Linked DNA regions of Homo sapiens: region 1 is linked to region 2. Evidence: read pairs that join two places in POLR2A ChIA-PET (ENCODE). Cell type or tissue: PC-3. All regions are shown on one strand.

Region 1 (2,500 bases), 490 kb after region 2:
AACTCAACCTCTTGAGTAGCTGGGACTACAGGTGCATGCCACCATGCCCAGCTAATTAGAAAAAATTTTTTGTAGAGATGGGGTCTCACTGTGTTGCCCAGGCTGGCCTCCCCTCCCCTTCCCTCCCTTCCCCTCCCCTCTCAACAGGGTCTTGCTCTGGAGTGCAGTGGCATGCTCATGACTCACTGCAGCCTCCACCTCACCAGCTCAAGTGATCTTCCTACCTCAGCTTCCCGAGTAGCTGGGACTACAGAAGCATGCCACCACGCCCAGCTAATTTTTAAAATTTTTTGCAGAGGTGGGGTCTCACTATGTTGCCCATGTTGGTCTCGAACACCCAGGCTCAAGTGATCTACGTGGCTCAGCCTCCCAGAGTGTTGGGATTACAAGTGTGAGCCACCGTGCCCAGCCCGGAAATAAAAGCTTAATACATGCTACAATGGGGATGAAGCTTGAGGACATTATGCTCAATAAGCCACACAAAACAACAAAGTTTGTATGGTTTCGCTTACATGAGATTCCTAAAGTCATCAATTTCATAGAGACAGAAAGTAGAATGGTGCCAGGGGCTAGGCGATGGGGGATGAGGAGTGAGTGTTTAATAGGTTTCAGTTTGGGAAGATGAAAGAGTTTTGGAGATGGTTGGTGGTGATTATGGCAAAACAATGTGAATATAATGCCATAGAACCACACACTTGGCCAGCCACTTGGCAGTGGCTCATGCCTGTAATCCCAGCACTTTGGGAGGCCAAGGTGGGCAGATCACAAGGTCAAGAGATTGAGACTATCCTGGCCAACATGGTGAACCCCCATCTCCACTAAAAATACAAAAATTAGTTGGGCGTGGTGGCGCATGCCTGTAATCCCAGCTACTCGGGTGGCTGAGGCAGGAGAATCACTTGAACCCGGGAGGAGGAGGTTGCAGTGAGCCGAGATCGCGCCACCGCGCTCCAGCCTGGTGACAGAGTGAGACTCTGTCTCAAAAAAAAAAAAAAAAAAAAAGAGCTATACACTTAAAAATGTTTAAAATGGGCTGGGCATGGTGTCTCACGTCTATAATCCCAACTCTTTGGGAAGCTGAGCCAGGTGGATGGCTTGAGCCCAGGAGTTTGAGACCAGCCTGGGCAACATGGCGAAACCCCGTGCCTACTTTAAATATACAAAAAATTAGCCTGGCATGGTGGCGCGCGTGCCTGTAGTCCCAAATACTTTCGAGGCTGAGGTGGGAGGAGTGTTTGAGCCCAGGAAGTCAAGGCTGCAGTGAGTCGTGATTGCACCACTGCGCTCCAGGCTGGGTGATGGGAGTGAAACCCTGTGTCCAAAAAAAAAAAAAAAAAAAAAAAGTAAAGTGATAAATTTAATGTATATTTTACAAAAAAAAATTCTTTTTAAGACAGCAGGTGTAAGAATACCAGCATAAGGCTGGGCACGGTGACTCATGCCTGTAATCCCAGCACTTTGGGAGGCTGAGGTGGGAGGTTCACTTGAGTCCAAGAGTTGGAGACCAGCTTGGCCAACATGGTGAAACCCCTTCTCTACTGAAAATACAAAAATTAGCCAGGCATGGTGGTGGCTGCCTGTGATCCCAGCTACTCGGGAGTCTGAGGCAGGAGGATCGCTTGAACCTGGGAGGCAGAATTTGCAATGAGCTGAGATTGCACCATTGCACTCCAGCCTGGGTGACAGAGTGACACTCTGTTTGAAACAAACAAAAAAAGTTAAAAAAAAAAAAAAAAAAGAATACCAGCATAAGCTCATAGGGATCTTGGGATCAGCTGAGGTCAGAATAGCAATTTCTTTTGTTTCGTGTGTGTGTGTGTGTGTGTGTGTGTGTGTGTGTGTGTGTGTGTGTATGTGTGTGTTTTAGATGGAGTCTTGCTCTGTTGCCCAGGCTGGAGTGCAGTGCAGTGGTGCAATCTCAGCTCACTGCAGCCTCCACCTCCTGAGTTCAAGTGATTCTCCTGTCAGCCTCCTGAGTAGCTGGGATTACAGGCATGCACTACCGTTCCCGGCTAATTTTTGTATTTTTAGGGACGGGGTTTCACCATGTTAGCCAGGCTGGTCTTGAACTCCTGACCTCAAGTGATTTGTCCACCTTGGACTCCCAAAGTGCTGGGATTACAGGTGTGAGCCACCATGCCCGGCCCAGAGTAGCAATTTCAAAGTACTCCCAGGTACAAGCTGGCCCGTCTCACCAAGCCTCAGTCTCCTCTTGACAATGAGACTCCTGATAATAAAAGCCATCACTTGGCTGGGACACTGATGAGGATTTATTAAGTCCTAAATGTGAACTAGTGTCATCATCATTGCCACCTCTCTGGGCATGAAGGAAAGGACTCCCACTCGGCTCTCTATTTTCTCTGTGCAACCTCAGGCATGCGTACAGCCTCTCTGAACCTTGGTTCCTCCTCTGAAACTTACAAACTGCACAGTGTTGGGTGGGCGCTCTGGATTAGGATAGGCTGACCAGAGCATATGGGAGTGAAGCCTGCCCTTGGCA
Region 2 (2,500 bases):
ACACTCCAACTCTTTTTTTTTTTTTTTTTTTTTTTTTTGACAGGGTCTCTCTCTCTGTCACCCAGGCTGGAGTGCATTGGTGTGATCATAGCTCACTGCAGCCTCAACCTCCTGGGTCAAGCAGTCCTCTCACCCCAGCCTCTTGAGTAGCTGGGACCACAGGTGTGCACCACCAAAATCAGCTGATTTTCTTGTAGAGTTGGGGTCTCCTTATGTTGCCCAGGCTAGTCTTGAACTCCTGGGCTCAAGCTATCCTCCTGCCTTAGCCTCCCAAAGTGCTGGGATTACAGGCATGAGCCACCGCGCCCAGCCCACACTCCCAGCTGCTACCAGATACTGACCTTTCCAGGTGTCATTGAGTGTTTGAAGTGAGGATCAGAGCAGGTCATGGTGCAGGAGGCATATTTCAGAATAACCCTGGGGATGGTGATCCTGGTCTTGTAGCCCTAACATCAGGATGGGAAGTGTCACTTGAGCACCTGCTCTATGTCAGACCCTTTACCTCTCTCTTTCTCATCATTCCTGAAACCCGCTCTGGGACTTTGTTTTCCTCCAAACTGGGAGTGCTAACAGCCTCCTCAGGATGCAGGAAGCATGCCGACAGCTCCCAGCAGAGTCTGCTCATGGGTACGCGCTCAGGCATTGCTGGTTCATTTCCTGCCACTCACGAAGCTGGCAAGTGACCTGGGTTCCCTGTTGGACCAGCCTGGGTGGAGTTGAGGGAGGGGGACAAGGCACAGAGCCTGAAACCTCCAGCTGTTCTAAATGTGAGAGCCAGTCTGGCCAGGCTCCATCTTCCACCCCATGCCAGCCTGGGCTGTGTTGAGCCTGTAAACTCACCTCCATGTCTCTTCTCTCTCCAGCAAATGGAAAGGATCCTAAAGAAGGCATCCAAAACCCACAAGCAGAGAGTGGAGGTGAGTCGCCGTGTCCAGTGGGGGAGACTGAGCCATTCAGGGTCCCAGCTGGGCCCAGAGGCTATCAGCTGGCAGAGGGAGCTGTTGGCATGTTGACGAGAAGGGAAGTTTACCTAATAGAAGTGACACTTCCCCAGGGTTATTCAAAGGGGAGCCCAGGGTTCAGGAGTCTGTAAGACCTGGCAGGGTGAGTTTGAGAGGAGGGGGCTCAGGAGAGATAGGATGTGGGAGAGGTGGGGCTGGGCAGTGCCACTTCTCCCCAGTACCCCACTTGGGTCTGCGCTGACACCGGCCTTCTACTCCACCTCCCCAGGACTTCAACAGACACCTGGACACACTCACGGAGCATTACGACATTCCCAAAGTCAGCTGGACGAAGTAGCCGCCTGCCCCCAGTATGGAGCAGCATCGAGGGTTCGCAAAAGGCCACACTGGGGTTGTGTGTGTTTCCTTTGGTATATTCTGGAAACATGGCTACACACACCCTTGCATCTTCTGCTACAGACTGCTTTTCGAAGCTGTGTACCCTCATTCTGGAACTTGATTAAAGTAAGATCGTCCTTGTACTCAGTTTAGGCTTCTTGGCAACATACAGAAGATACACCCTTTTCGTTTGGATGGAAAGTTTCTAAGTTTATCCAGAGGTAAAGCCCATTGTGTGTCTGTGTCATGTAAAAATGTTTTCACCCGAGTTGCATGTAACGCTCTGAGGCCAGCCAGCTGTCTTCTCCTGGATGAGACAGACTCCAGAGGGTAAGGAGCTAGCGCCATGGTGGCCTGCAGTATGCAGAGCCCCGCAGGACCCAGCGTGGGCGCCCTTCCAAGCTTCCTCTAGCTTTGGGCCTATGCTGTCCCCTGCAGGCCCTAGGGAAGCCACTTGCAACTATGCGGCCTTCAGACTTCCTCCTCAGCCACCTGGCCACTGAGACAGCATAGCCTGGGTAACGGAACAGCCACCTAAGGCAAGAATGGAACGGACACACCTTGCTCCTTTCTGAGCCCGTTTCCCAAAACCCCCCTTCCAGGTGCTTCTAATGGGTGTTGCCATAGCAGACGCTGCTAATGCATCACAGCATTCTTTGAAATGGAACCAGACACAGCCTGCCTCTCAATCCTCAGCTGGGGGCTCCTAGCAGCCTCTTGTATTTACTCAGAGTTGACACATCACACAGATCCTGTTTGGCATTCCTACCTTACGGACGTCTCAGGGGTGACAGGACCAGGGCAGAGCCCCGGTACAAACAGACAAGGCTGCAGTCAAATGGGAGGGTCCAGGTGTCCGTGTTGGAGGGCTGGGATCTTGTAGGGCCTGTGCGTCCTGGCTGAGGATCAAACCACATATGTTATTGGGAGAAACGATTTCTGTTGACGTAGATATTGAAAGAATAATGAAGGCAGAAGAGAAAAACGAAGTGTGGAATTTGGGGTTGTCCTGTGTAAATTACACAATAAAGCAAAAGTCAGTTATTGTAAGTCTGAGTGTCTTCTTTTTTTTTTTCCCAGACAGAGTTTCACTCTCTTGCCCAGGCTGGAGTGCAGTGGCATAATCTTGGCTCACTGCAACCTCCACTTCCCAGGTTCAA

Evidence for each region. Peaks named below come from ENCODE experiments on the same cell type or tissue, not always from the same donor. Only the 100,000 strongest peaks of a DNase experiment are listed, where the experiment ranks them.
Region 1: POLR2A ChIA-PET joins it to region 2 with 14 read pairs; 2 of 35 experiments call an interaction of 5 or more read pairs at or near these places.

Annotation. Positions count from the first base shown.
Region 1 is chr19:16,677,447-16,679,946 of GRCh38, forward strand. The region is part of intron 1 of TMEM38A (transmembrane protein 38A); the gene reads left to right. Among named protein-coding and RNA genes, the nearest start is that of TMEM38A, 18 kb to the left of the region's middle. RefSeq lists an enhancer at 2,111-2,500. In PC-3, no CTCF peak of the experiment used is centred here; no DNase peak of the experiment used is centred here.
Region 2 is chr19:16,189,657-16,192,156 of GRCh38, forward strand. FAM32A (family with sequence similarity 32 member A) reads left to right here. Exons shown (of 4, transcript NM_014077.4): 3 at 864-917; 4 at 1,231-2,390. The coding sequence ends at 1,299. Among named protein-coding and RNA genes, the nearest start is that of FAM32A, 5.5 kb to the left of the region's middle. In PC-3, a CTCF peak has its summit at 1,782 (motif pointing left); no DNase peak of the experiment used is centred here; H3K27ac peaks cover 1,007 bases.